Regions from separate parts of the Homo sapiens genome. Here region 1 is linked to region 2. Evidence: chromatin contacts called from ENCODE Hi-C or POLR2A ChIA-PET data. All regions are on one chromosome and are shown on one strand. Each heading gives the region's core, a stretch centred on a gene start or an enhancer-like site at or near the end of the contact. The rest is flanking DNA. Distances are from core to core; before and after follow the strand shown.

Region 1 (6,230 bases), core at 837-3,336, 57 kb after region 2:
TCCCTCTCAGCCTCCACACTACACACATACCACATCACCCCCATATCTACCTTAATCCACTCAGGGACCACTAAAGCCTTTCCTTCCTTTGACAATTATCTGAATGTCTAGTAGGTACTCAGCACTATTATGCCTTTTCCTATCCTTTTCTTACCTTTCCAGATACTACTACTAAATTCAACTCCTACAGCATATACTTTACAATCTGACAATCACATACAGCCTTGACTTGCATTTATTGTTCTTGTCTCCCCATATAGAGTTTAAATTTCAAAGAGACAAAGGCAACATCTTGTCCTTATTATATAATCTCCCCTGGGCCTAACATTCCCGTTCCTATCATACATTCTCGTTACTTTTTGAATCAAAGAAACTCCTTAACAACAGTACTAGTTTTTAGCTTCCTCACTTCAAGCAATTCTTAAAGGAAAAGAGGGAAACATCTCAAAACTGACATGTAGAAAAAGCAAGATATATAGGCCATAAAATTTATGAAATTTGCCGCATTCTCATCTAAGAACAAGGACACGTGAAGACAAGTGAATTAAAAAAAAACACTGATGAAAAATATACGTTATTTATGTGGTCAATAAAGCTATGAGTGATACACTGCTTTATCAAAGACATTGAAATTTCAGGTAAAGCACTTTGGAGTAAGTATGCTAACCTGAACTAGCATGAGTAGACTTGATATACAAGCACTCCTTCTCACTTGTTTAAGTCCACATCTTCAACTGGTATAGTATCTCAAACATACAAAGAATCCTATTGATCAATATATACCGACTAAATCTAGAAAAAAATAACTTGATCATACTCACCAACTATTCTTACACCCCAAAAATAGCTGAAACTTTATTTTAATGTGGAATTACTACACAAGTGAGTAAAGCTAACTTATTTTCTTTAAAAAAGTCACTTCTAACAAGAAGTGACTTTGTTAAAAAGCTAATCTCAAATGTGTCACTACGGAATTCTAATCAGTGAGGAAAGGTTAAGACTATAATCCCAAATGTTAACAACTGTATTTATGCCTGAAATGTTTCTCTACTTGTCTGCCAAATAGATACACAAGAATACCTACCTAAAGTGAATGATATTCACCTGTTAAAGCCATCTGCTTTTTCCAAAACCCATAAGTTGGAACGTTGGGTGACCTAACCTGAACATTTTAGAGCCCAGTGTTGAAGACTATTGTATTCAATTGAATTCCAGTAATTTTACTCATTACTCTGAGTTAATCTTTTCAATTATCCATTTGTTTTCCTCATTAGCAAAAAGTGAGAGAGGAAAACCTCCAATACCAAATAAGCCTCAAAAGATAAATATGCATAAATGCTGAAATTCATCTTTAGTACAAGCCAGTGAATCACACAGAAAGAGTTGACTGGCCAGGTGCAGTGGCTCACGCCTGTAATCTCAGCACTTTGGGAGGCCAAGGCGGGTGGATCACTTGAGGTCAGGAGTTCAAGATCAGCCTGGCCAACATGGTGAAATCCTGTCTCTACTAAAAATACAAAAATTAGCCAGGCATGGTGGCAGTCATCTGTAATCCCAGCTACTCGGGAGGCTAAGGCACAAGAATTACTTGAATCCCAGTGGGGTGGAGGTTGCAGTGAGCTGAGATTGCGCCATTGCACTCCAGCCTGGGTGACACAGCGAGACTCTGTCTCAAATAAAAAATTAAAATTAAAATTAAAAATTCTAAGTATCGAATACGAAGAAAGACATGAGATAGGTTTCTGAGGGAGATGGCTTGTTATAATTAGACTATTATAATTAGACTGTAGACTCTAAGCTCGCTTGGTTAATATTGTTTTTTTGTGAGACAGGATCTCACTGCCCTCACCCAGGCTGGAGTGCAGTGTCATGATCTTGGTTCACTGCAACCTCACACCACCCACCCCCGCCCCATTCTAGTGATCCTCCCACCTCAGCCTCCCAAGTAGCTAGGATTATAGGCACACACCACCATGCCTGGCTAATTTTTGAATTTTTAGTAGGGATGGGGTTTCACCATGTTGCCCAGGCTGGTCTCAAACTCCTGGGCTCAAGCGATCTGCCTGCCTCAGCCTCCCAAAGTGCTGGGATTACAAGCATGAGCCACTGCACCCAGTTGGTTAATGTTTAAACTGTACCTATCTTGTATTGTACCAGACTAAGTACTTATGTCAGCCTTCCTGTCCTACTCTTGCTTAACCACATTAAATGAGAATACAAAAACAGCTCTTTCAAGTTACAGCCTTTCATGCAAATTAGCTCTGAAAAACCCACCTTCTAAATAAAAACACAGAAATAAAACCTGTGATGTGATTAAATGGAAAGACATGAGAAAGACAAGGTCTCTCTTTTTATACATATTTCAGATCTCTTTCCATCATAAATAACTGCTTACTTTCATCTTAATACTAAAAATGCTTCTGAAAATAATTTTATTATTTCATGTTTCACAAGTAAGTTTTCTTTTGTTATAAAGAAAAAATAAAAAAATGTGTGGGCTGCTTTCTATTTTAGAAACATACCAAGTACAACAATTCAAAAAGTTTCTAGCATAAGTTACCACCCGACCAAAATCAAAACACATTAAAAAACAATTCAGTACTCTTACGGAACAAAAGCTTAAATGCAATAAAAATAGCCATTGTTTATTTTCTGGTTTTGGTAAAGAGTTTAAGCATTTTTTTTTCATTGTAATTAATGTCTGAGGTATAGAAGGAAAAGGTTTCAAGTCAACTAACACAACTACAAGTAGGGTAAAAGCTATCCATACCTTAAAAAAAACACTTGAAACACATATTCTTACAAGGCAAAGCCAAATGATAATATAGGATGATTGTGAATTACAATGCACTGAATGCACCACTATCCATCATTTCATACAGAAAAAGGTTAAAATAAACTGCAAAAGGCTATCTGTGTGCTAGTAAAAGGTTGTAACAGTGACTGAATAACCCTGGTACATCCGTTCAATGTGGTAGTATGCAGCTTCAAAAAGTTCTAATTACGAACTTTGATCTAAAAGATCATAATAATGGGCTGGACGTGGTAGCTCCCCCATCTGTAATCCCAGCACTTTGGGAGGCTGAGGCAGTAGGGTTGTTTGAGGCTAGGAGTTCGAGACCATCCTGAGCAACATAGTGAGACCTCGCCTCTACAAAAAATAAGCAAAATTAGCCAGGTGTGATGGTGTGCGCCTGTAGTCCCAGCTACTCAGGAGGCTGAGGTGAGAAGACTGCTTGAGCCCCAGAGGCCAAGGGTGCAGTGAGATGACATGGTGCCACTGCACTCCAGCCTGGGTGACAGAGCAAGAATCTAAGTTAATTAATTAATTTAATTAAAATAAAAGGTCATAATGAAGATCTCTGTATACTGCTCCGGAATGTACTGTTAAGGAAAAAAAGCAAGAAACAAAACAGTAAATTTAGTATGCTACTTCGTGGTGGGGGGAGGTGGGGAAGGGGAATACCATATATACATTGTCTTTTTTTTTTTTTTTGAGATGGAGTTTTGCCCTTGTCGGCCAGGCTGGAGTGCAATGGCGCAATCTCGCTCACTGCAACCTCCGCCTCCCAGGTTCAAGCAATTCTCCTGCCTCAGCCTTCTGAGTAGCTGGGATTACAGGAGCCTGCCACCACGCCCAACTGATTTTTTGTATTTTTAGCAGAGATGGGGTTTCACCATGTTGGCCAGGCTGGTCTTGAACTCCTGACCTCAGGTGATCTGCCCCACCTCAGCCTCCCAAAGTGCTGGGATTACAGGCGTGAGCCACTGCGCCTGGCTCATTGGCTTCTTATTTTCAAAATGGAAAAATGAAAGTTGGGGCTGGGCATGGTGGGTCACACCTGTAATCCCAGCACTTTGGGAGGCTGATGCTGGAGGATCACTTGAGCCCAAGGAGCTCAAGACTAGTCTGGGCAACATAGTGAGAGCCCATTTCTACAAAAAATTTAAAAATTAGCCAGGCGTTGGTGATGCATGCCTGTAGTCCCAGGTACTCAGCAGGATGAGGCAGGACCACTGCTTGAGCCCAGGACGTCAAGGATGCAGTGAGCTACGATCTCACCACTGCATTCCACCGTGAGCAACAGAGCAAGACCCCGTCTCAAAAAACAAAACAAAAAAACTTTATTGGGGAAAAAACCTTAACAAAAGTAGACATAAAATTCTGCTGTGTTCAAGGAGAGAAACACTAATATTCCAAATATTTAAATCCACTTTCCACCTATCTGTAATCTTTTAGGATAAGGCACTACAGTGCTAAATTTTCATTTCCTGCAAAAAATATCTTTTGTGCTCTTAAGGTAAACAGAAAAATAAGAGTATTTTTGAACATCATTTTGCAGATTAGAATTGCTATCTAGTCTACTGATCTTTTTAATTTCTGTAAGTTGCTCATTATTAAATACTAACAGTATATAACTGCATATTCATATAATAAAGCTAGTTGATCTATAAAACAAACTTTTATCAGAACTTTATCCCATTGGTTTTATATCTCAAATGTCAAGTTACATTATACCAGAACTTTTTTTTTTTATTTTGAGACGGAGTCTCGCTGTCGCCCAGGCTGGAGTGCAGTGGCGCGATCTCGGCTCACTGCAACCTCCACCTCCCGGGTTCATGCCATTCTCCTGCCTCAGCCTCCCGAGTAGCTGGGACTACAGACACCCACCACCACACCCGGCTAATTTTTTGTACTTTTAGTAGAGACGGGGTTTCACCGTGTTAGCCAGGATGGTCCCGATCTCCTGACCTCGTGATCTGCCCGCCTCGGCCTCCCAAAGTGCCGGGATTACAGGCATGAGCCACTGCGCCCGGCCACATTACACCAGAACTTAAGAAAATGCAGTTGTCCCACAGCTCTAGCTGTCAAGTTTCTAGCCACTTAATCAGAGACAAAACTTAAGTGCTATAAACAGCTCACTTGAGGAGGCCAAATCTTATGCTCTATGACAAAGAACTACTCCAAGCTGACAAAGTAAATGTATACCTCACAGAAACAACACAGGGCAAAATATCAGAAGCCAGGTGCAGTGACTCACACCTGTAATCCCAACATTTTGGGAGGCCAAGGCAGGAGGATCACTTGAGCCCAGGAGTTCAAGACCAGCCTGGGCAGCACTGTGAGACCCTGTCTCTAAAAAAAATTATAAAAATAAATAAGTCCAGCCGGGTGCAGTGGCTCATGCCTGTAATCCCAGCACTTTGGGAGACCGAGGCAGGCGAATCACGAGGTCAAGAGAGCGAGACCATCCTGGCCAACATGGTGAAACCCCGTCTCTGCTAAAAATACAAAAATTAGCTAGGCGTGGTGGTGCATGCCTATAGTCCCAGTCTCAGCCACTTGGGAAACTGAGGCAGGAGAATCGCTTGAACCAGGGAGTCAGAGGTTGCACTGAGCCGAGTTCGCACCACTGCACTCCAGCCTGGTGACAGAGCGAGACTCCGTCTCAAAATATAAAAATAAAAAATAAGTAAGTCCAGAAAAAGAAATAAGGCCAGGCACGGTGGCCCACACCTGTAATCCCAGCACTTTGGGAGGTCGAGGCGGGTGGATCACTTGAGGCCAGTAGTTCATGCCAACGTGGTTAAAACCCCATGTCTACAAAAAATACAAAAATTAGATGGGCACACACCCGTAATCCCAGCTACTCGGGAGGCTGAGGTACGAGAATCGCTTGAACCCGGGAAGCTGAGGCTGCAGTGAGCTGAGATCACACCACTGCACTCCAGCCTGGGCGACAAGTGAGACTCTGTCTCAAAAACAATCAATCAATCAAACAAACAAACAATAAATAAATATTTTAAAAATAACAGAATATGGCTTGGAATTAAATAGTAGACAATATTATATCCAAAAGTTAAAGTACGCAGCTGGTTTTCATGCCTACATCTACAGAGGTGAGAACACTGAAAAATCAAAACTGACAATGTGTAAACATAACTAGAATGATGAAAAAAACTGCAGGTTGAGTAACGCTTACTGAAAACACTTGGGACAGTAAGTATGTCCAACTTTTTCAGATTCTGGAATATCTGCATATACACGAGATATCTTGGGGCCAGATATCTTGGACCCAAGTCTACACACCAAATTTGTTTATGTTTCATATACCCCTTATACACATGGCCTGAAGGTAATTTTATACAATATTTTTTAATAATTTTGGGACATGGAATAAACTGTGTTGTATGCCTGTGTTTTGTTTTTGTTTTTAAGAGACGGGGTC
Region 2 (6,690 bases), core at 3,148-5,647:
ATTCAAAACCAGAATGTTTAGAGCAGCCAGATTCTGCACTTTATCTTTTAGATCAGATGTTGGCAAACTTTTTCTGTAAAGGACAAGATAGTAAATATTTTAGGCTTTGTGAGCCATCCAGTCTTTCTCACAACTACTCAACTCTACCACTGAAGTACAAAAGCAGCCACAGATGATAGTACATAAATGAATGAACATGGCTGTGTTTCAAAGAAAATTTTATTTACAAAAACAGACAGTGGGGCAGATTTGGCCAACCCTTGATTTAGATGAAAGTATTTGGTTAAAAAATGGACCAATAAATTTTAGACCATTTTTGCCTTCTACCAAACGAGACATTTATTTAAAAATTTCAATGTTGCTGTAGCTAAAACAGCATTCTTTAGGGGCAATTCTAATTTTGTTAAAGGATAAGTAATATTAATCCTTATGGATACAGAATAATCTTACTCTAGTAAGAATTCAAAAATTATCACAGAAATCCAGGAAACATAATTTCATTTTCAAATGTTGCACAGCAGATTTCACATACAATATTAGCGAGGGAGTGAAATTCCAAACAGTGACTCAAAACTTCTCAGTTTAGGCAACTCTATGTTTTATTTTAACTTTTCATAGAGAGTTTTAATACATAGCTTTCTAGGGAAATACTTGATTTGCTGAATTAAAGATAATGTCTTGAGATAAAGATGAAATAAGAGAAGAATAAGAATAGTCATTAGGAAGAGTTCAACTTATCACATGTAGGTAATTTTGTCCCTAAATCATCTAAATCCAGATGCAAATGGAAATACCCAGACTTCATTCTAAGGAGAAATGCACATCCTATAATCTAAGTGTTTATAAGAGAGGCTCTGGAATCACTAACCATTACAATCTCTCGGTGTTTAATGGCAAATGAAATTGCCAAGTTCACAGGAACCTTACCTCCTCTTCTTATGATCCAAATGAATGAAGATATTCCAGTCAAGTTACACTTAGTCACCACTGGTAACCAGCTGTTTTGCCCTATGAAGTCTAGGGTATATTTTCAGCATGAAGGGTGATATGCAACAATTTCTTCTGCAAACAGAAATATATGCACATATCCCTGCTGAAAATGTAGCCTAGTAAATTTTCACATGAAAATGAATACATGCTCACAAGTGGCAATGTGCTAGGTGATGTTTCTGGTTGAGGTCTACTTTAGGAGTCAAAATGTGTAAGCCTTGTGGAGTCAAGGCAGTGGTCCTGTGTATATAGGTATAGAAAAAGTAGCTCACTTAATCCTTTCTCGCCAGGAGTAGGGATTTTCCCGGAACGACATCCATTGTCGGCAATGGACGCACCAAAATAACGCCGGCGCCAGTGAGTTAACCACCTCTGTCCTCTTTTCACCTATTATATTTTTCATGCATCATCCAACTTCCCAACCATCTTCCTGTTTCTTCACAGAATGCACGCTAGGTTCTCGTTTTTCTTCAGCACGAAGTTGGAAATGGAGTTGAGAAAAGGAGACACATGGTCAGCTGGTGATGTTAACAAGCTCCTTGCTGCCCTGAGAAGCTAGATGGAAATGGTTCAAGTTACAAGGGGGATCATCATCAGATCTGGGAGGACAAAGAGTAATTCATGAAGCTTCATTCCCTTCCCTCCCACCCTCTTTCATTTACTGATGATTCCTATAGTCTGCCATCACAGCAAAACCAAGATTAAGGAATCTGAAGCAATCCCTTTCTGTTCTTCACTCCATCCAGTGTGTAGAAAAGCCAAGCGGAACACATGTCCACCAATGTTATGGTGGCCCCCGGTTGGCTGGGGAGACTTGAAATGGCCATAACCACATAACCACAATCTTAGACCAATGCTTTTTAGTACGATCTTGGAATTAAAGATCAGCAACTAACACAGTGTTTGACAATAGGTGCCTAATAAAGGTTGGTTGAATAAGACATTTTCTTTTCAGCCAATGTCTACTCGAACACATAGGTGGAAGTCAGACAGAAGTAGTTAACTCTTTCAATGCCGGGATCGTATGGATATACAGTAATCACATCATGTCAATGTGTTTCTCTAAAACATGTTCAAATTATGGATTCCTGATTTCAGACTTCTGGTTAAATGCTATCTATGTTTGTCTGGTTTTTTTAAGAACCACCATAATCAGAGTTTTGAAAACAGAGCCATAGTAAATGTTAATTAGAATGATGGATGAATTAAGAACCCCAGCACCAATGTATAACAAAACATCACAGTTCACAGTCAAGTAAAAACATTTCTCAGTAATACAATTCTAGATGGGTAATGATTCCAGAGCAAACTAAAGTTTGAAGAAGAGAGGAGAATTTTACTTAACGGCTCCCTTGACACTAAGAATCAGGAAAAATCCAAAGTATGAAGGATAAGAAGGATATATTTTAAGTACAAATAAAGTTTTAAACCTCAAATCAAGAGGATCATCAAGCTACATATAAAATTGCTTTGATGTTTCAGATAGGAGTGGGGAAGATAAGAAGAAGGGGAAGAAATAATTTTGTAGGACTCAAATGTGTGTCCAGAGTGTGAGTTTAAATTACCATGGTTACATCTAATTGGGTTAAGTATATCCTAGAGAGTAATTCATACCATCACAATTACAGAAACCCACTATCATACGAAGAAACAAGAATATTTACTTTTTCCAGATTTTAAGATAGCTTTACAATGATTACTTCTTAGCAGTTTTAAAAAATAACATCAACCAGAGACTTCTCCGGCAAAAGTAAACTACTGGTCTACAACCCTACTTATTCTTCCTTCCATAAAAGTACAGCTATAAAGGCCTTTTCTGTGTCCATTTGTGTACTTGTCTTCATCTCCACCTTCTTAACTGAGCTTCTTTACAGGCTCCACTAGCAGCCTCCAAACACAAGAGGGACTCCTTTTAGGGACTCCTGTGCTGTCACAAAGCAGGCCTTAAATAAAAATCCATCAAGTGACTATCCCAGCACTTCTTTCAATTAACTGCAATTCTGATTCCTGCAGTTCACATACTGACTTCATAAGTAAATTTACTACGAACTCTTCCTTTCATATTTAGAAAAAGGCCTGATTTCCTAAGACATAATAAGGCTGACTTTATACTGAATTGTAAGTGATGAAAGTAACATGAGTAAGAGCTCAAATGGGTAAACAAAAGCTGAAACCACAACATACTTAAAGAAGGGTCTCAACACAGCAAATGAGGAAGCATAGTACACAACCACCAACTACTCATTTTGCTCAGTGTTTAAGGCCAGTTTCATTGGGTCAAATCACAGGATCTAATGGAGTGAGCTTTGTCATCATAATTAGGGGCAGGGAGGATTCAGGTGTTCATCTTGCTGCAAAGAGTCAGGATTGCTGGTTTATTTGGTTGCTTCATCTCCGGCAGAAGAAAGGAGGAACAGAAAAATAGAAGCTAGTTAAGTAACCTGTTCCCACAGGGTCCTCAAGACGTGGATCCCAAGTCCAGATCACTTACAAATGAAATGTACCACACCTCTCCTAGGTTTATCCTGTTATTCATTCTTGTGTTTATCCAAGACTCAGTCTGGGTTTTCTGCAAAGCAAACCCTGCACATCTTGCTACATTCTTCAACAAGAGATTATGTATGTAATAGGCATAAGAGTTCCAGATCTATTTTTCCTCTTTTGTCCAAAGAAATAGGCATTTAAAAGCAGGCCCATTTCAGAAACAATAATAGAAGTGAATACGAACTAGTTCCATAAAGTTGTTTTTCTAAAATAAAAATTTACATTCAATCATTTTTAGTAAGCTGCTAAATTATCTTAGTTTTCCAATTATTTTTAATTTTCCATTAATACAACTGATTTCCAATAAATTTAAACACTAATTTTTTCTCATTACAAATAGAATCCTAAGTTTGCTCCTCAAAGGATTTTTGTTTTTAATGTGAAGAGCACTTAAATGACTGAACTCACTATTGTGATGTACTTTTCTAAGTGACAGAAAAGAAGACATTTGTATATTAGTTTGGCTAATATGACTCTTGCCACGGTTTAGAGGATGTTTGAGACACTTATAAATAAAACAGTAAGAGAGACAGTATTCCATTTTTCAGAAATATGCATGGCTAAAAAAAGTAGTTAATTTTGCTTAGGTTTGTAGAACTCTAAACCTGAGTAATTCAAGTTGAAATGAACAAAAGATGCTTCCTTACCTTTAGGTCTTTCCAACTGTCCAGGAGTTTGGTGGCCAAATCACTTATATCCACTGTTTTATCTGGCTGTTCTTGGCTCCTTTCACTCTCCACATCAGACACACCCTCCTCTTCATCTTGGGATGGTGTTTCTTCATTAATAGGTTCTTCTAGTTTTGTGCCGTTGCTCTCTTTGGGCTCTATTTCAGCGTCAGCTTCTGGTTCAGATGTAGGTAGCTTACTAGCTTCTATGTTGGTTTCACTATCAACTTTGCATTCAGGCAGCTGTTGTGGGAGTAGCTGTTGTGACTGCAATTCTTCCTCTTCCTCTACAGGGACATTTTCTAATTGATCAAGATCCTCTTTGCCATCCTTGCCTTCTAGCTCACTGGTTGCATCAGAGATTGCACTGTCCATGCTATTTTCACTTATAATTTTCAGTCTGCGAAACATTAGTTTCTTGGGAGTGTCTGTGTCAGCTTCTGTGCTCAGCTTGGTGGAAGGATCAGGTGTGTTGAGTGGTGTATGAGCACGCGATGTATTCTCACTAGAATACCCATCTCCTTCACTCAACGGAGGGACAGCAGTCTTAGTCTGAGACCAGCGTTGAATAATTGGAAGTACTTTGCTTTCCTCCAACATATTTTTAGTAGGAATGGGCAAGTGTTCCAAAGTCTTTATAATCTGATTAAACATAAAAAAAAATTACATCACTTTGTACAGTTGACTTTTTTTTTTTTTTTTGAGACAGAGTCTCACTCTGTCACCCAGGCTGGAATGCAATGGCATGATCTTGGCTCACTGCAACCTCTGCCTCCTGGGTTCAAGCAATTCTCCTGTCTCAGCCTCCCAAGTAGCTGGGAGTACAGGCGCTAGCTGCCACGCCTGGCTAATCTTTTGTATTTTTAGTAGAGACAGGGTTTCACCATGTTGGCCAGGCTGGTCTCAAACTCCTGACCTCAAGTGATCCACCCACCTCGGCCTCCCAAAATGCTGGGATTACCAGCATGAGCCACCACACCTGGCTACAGTTGATTTTGTTTTTTTTTTGAGATGGAGTTTCGCTCTTGTTGCCCAGGCTGGAGTGCAATGATGTGATCTTGGTCACTGCAATCTCTGGCTCCCTGGTTTAAGCGATTCTCCTGCCTCAGCCTCCCGAGGAGCTGGGATTACAGGGATGCACCACCATGCACAGCTTTTTTTTTTTTTTTTAGTAGAGATGGGGTTTCTCCATGTTGGTCAGGCTGGTCTTGAACTCCTGACCTTAGGTGATCCACCTGCCTCAGCCTCCCAAACTGCTGGGATTACAGGCATTGAGCCACAGCGCCTGGCCTACAGTTGACTTTTTCAATTTCTGGATGGGACTCAGATTATTTCTGCAAGAGTAGTGCAGTTTTGCTACTGCTTTATTAAGAACTACATCTCTGTAAACACAAGCATATTTAAAAATCATAATATTGTTTTCCTTAAGAAAGAAAAACTTTTAATAAGACTGATCAGCAAGAATCACAACATCAAATAGGACTGATTAATATTCTCTACCAGTAGTTCCTAAACCTGGGTAGCTTTTTAAACATATACACTACTGGACCAATCCTGGGTATCTTTTCTTAAAAAGTTTACCAAGTGTCTGTGATATACACTTAGCAGCTATGTAACAACATATTTAAATGATGTCTGTCATACACACAAAAATGCAGACATCTCTTCAGCTTTTGATAAACAGCTGTCTAGCAAAGAGAGATCCCCTCCTCATTCTTAGACAACCTCCCCCATTTTGAAATCCAAGAATTTTTTCTGAAGTATTCCTCAATGTAGTTCCACAGAAACCCCAAGGCTTCCTCAATTTCCTCAAGCCAAATCTCCTGGGAGAAGGACAGAGGCAAGAACAAGTACTTATCTGCCCATTCCTTTTTGTTTGTTTTTAAAAGTGTTTTATTAAATAAAAGACTCTGGGATTATATTACAAATTAGAAAGTTAGAAAATTTTATTAATTTCATAGAAAGGTAAAGACATCGTAACTCCACTAATAATGCTGCCAATGAACCTTTACTTAGATCTTTTAAAACACTTATTTAAAAGATTCCTCAAAATGTTCATACTCTTGTTATGCAGAATTCAGATCTTTACCAATTCTTTAGACCCCACAGTTCAAATTTTATATGACTTCCCATCTTTTTAAAACTCTGGTTTTAACAACAAACTGGATCTTTCACTTAACTATGTTGTTGTTATTATATCTTGCTCTTGTAGTTCCCTGCTATGTAGTACCAACTTTAAAAAGATACTATAGGAAAACCATGGGACAAACTACTAACAAGGTGTATGTACGGTTAGATACGTTAAAGGAATGATACTGAGATGAAAAAATTATTTGATTATTTAATACCAATGATACAGTGCTAAATTCATAATTACTGATATTATCACATATCCACAACCGAGGCAATCAATATAACAGTTTTAAGAAACAAGCAAGCTAAATGTGAACTGACCTCTTCCTGAAGCTTCTGGTTACTTTCCCGGCCG

Evidence for each region. A loop is a pair of places that touch in the nucleus more often than their neighbours do. ChIA-PET counts read pairs that join two places held with the same protein, here RNA polymerase II (POLR2A). Pooled maps may share reads with other maps.
Region 1: a map with no recorded cell type shows a loop between it and region 2 (3-fold over the local background). The contact joins two enhancer-like sites. A Hi-C loop is called at or near these places in 1 of 37 single-sample maps with no recorded cell type and 3 of 50 pooled maps. POLR2A ChIA-PET finds 5 or more read pairs at or near these places in 4 of 52 experiments (BJ, H1, activated T-cell and 1 more).

The regions. Positions count from the first base shown.
Region 1 is chr3:47,139,190-47,145,419 of GRCh38, forward strand. The region is part of intron 1 of SETD2 (SET domain containing 2, histone lysine methyltransferase); the gene reads right to left. Among named protein-coding and RNA genes, the nearest start is that of SETD2, 22 kb to the right of the region's middle. RefSeq lists a silencer at 3,085-3,184. Within about 2 kb of position 2,087, at least 4 of the 41 ENCODE cell types and tissues checked have a DNase peak (open chromatin) inside an H3K27ac peak, as active enhancers do.
Region 2 is chr3:47,079,539-47,086,228 of GRCh38, forward strand. SETD2 (SET domain containing 2, histone lysine methyltransferase) reads right to left here. Exons shown (of 21, transcript NM_014159.7): 11 at 6,657-6,690; 12 at 4,182-4,844. Among named protein-coding and RNA genes, the nearest start is that of SETD2, 81 kb to the right of the region's middle. RefSeq lists enhancers at 4,214-4,715, 4,600-4,739. Within about 2 kb of position 4,398, at least 3 of the 41 ENCODE cell types and tissues checked have a DNase peak (open chromatin) inside an H3K27ac peak, as active enhancers do.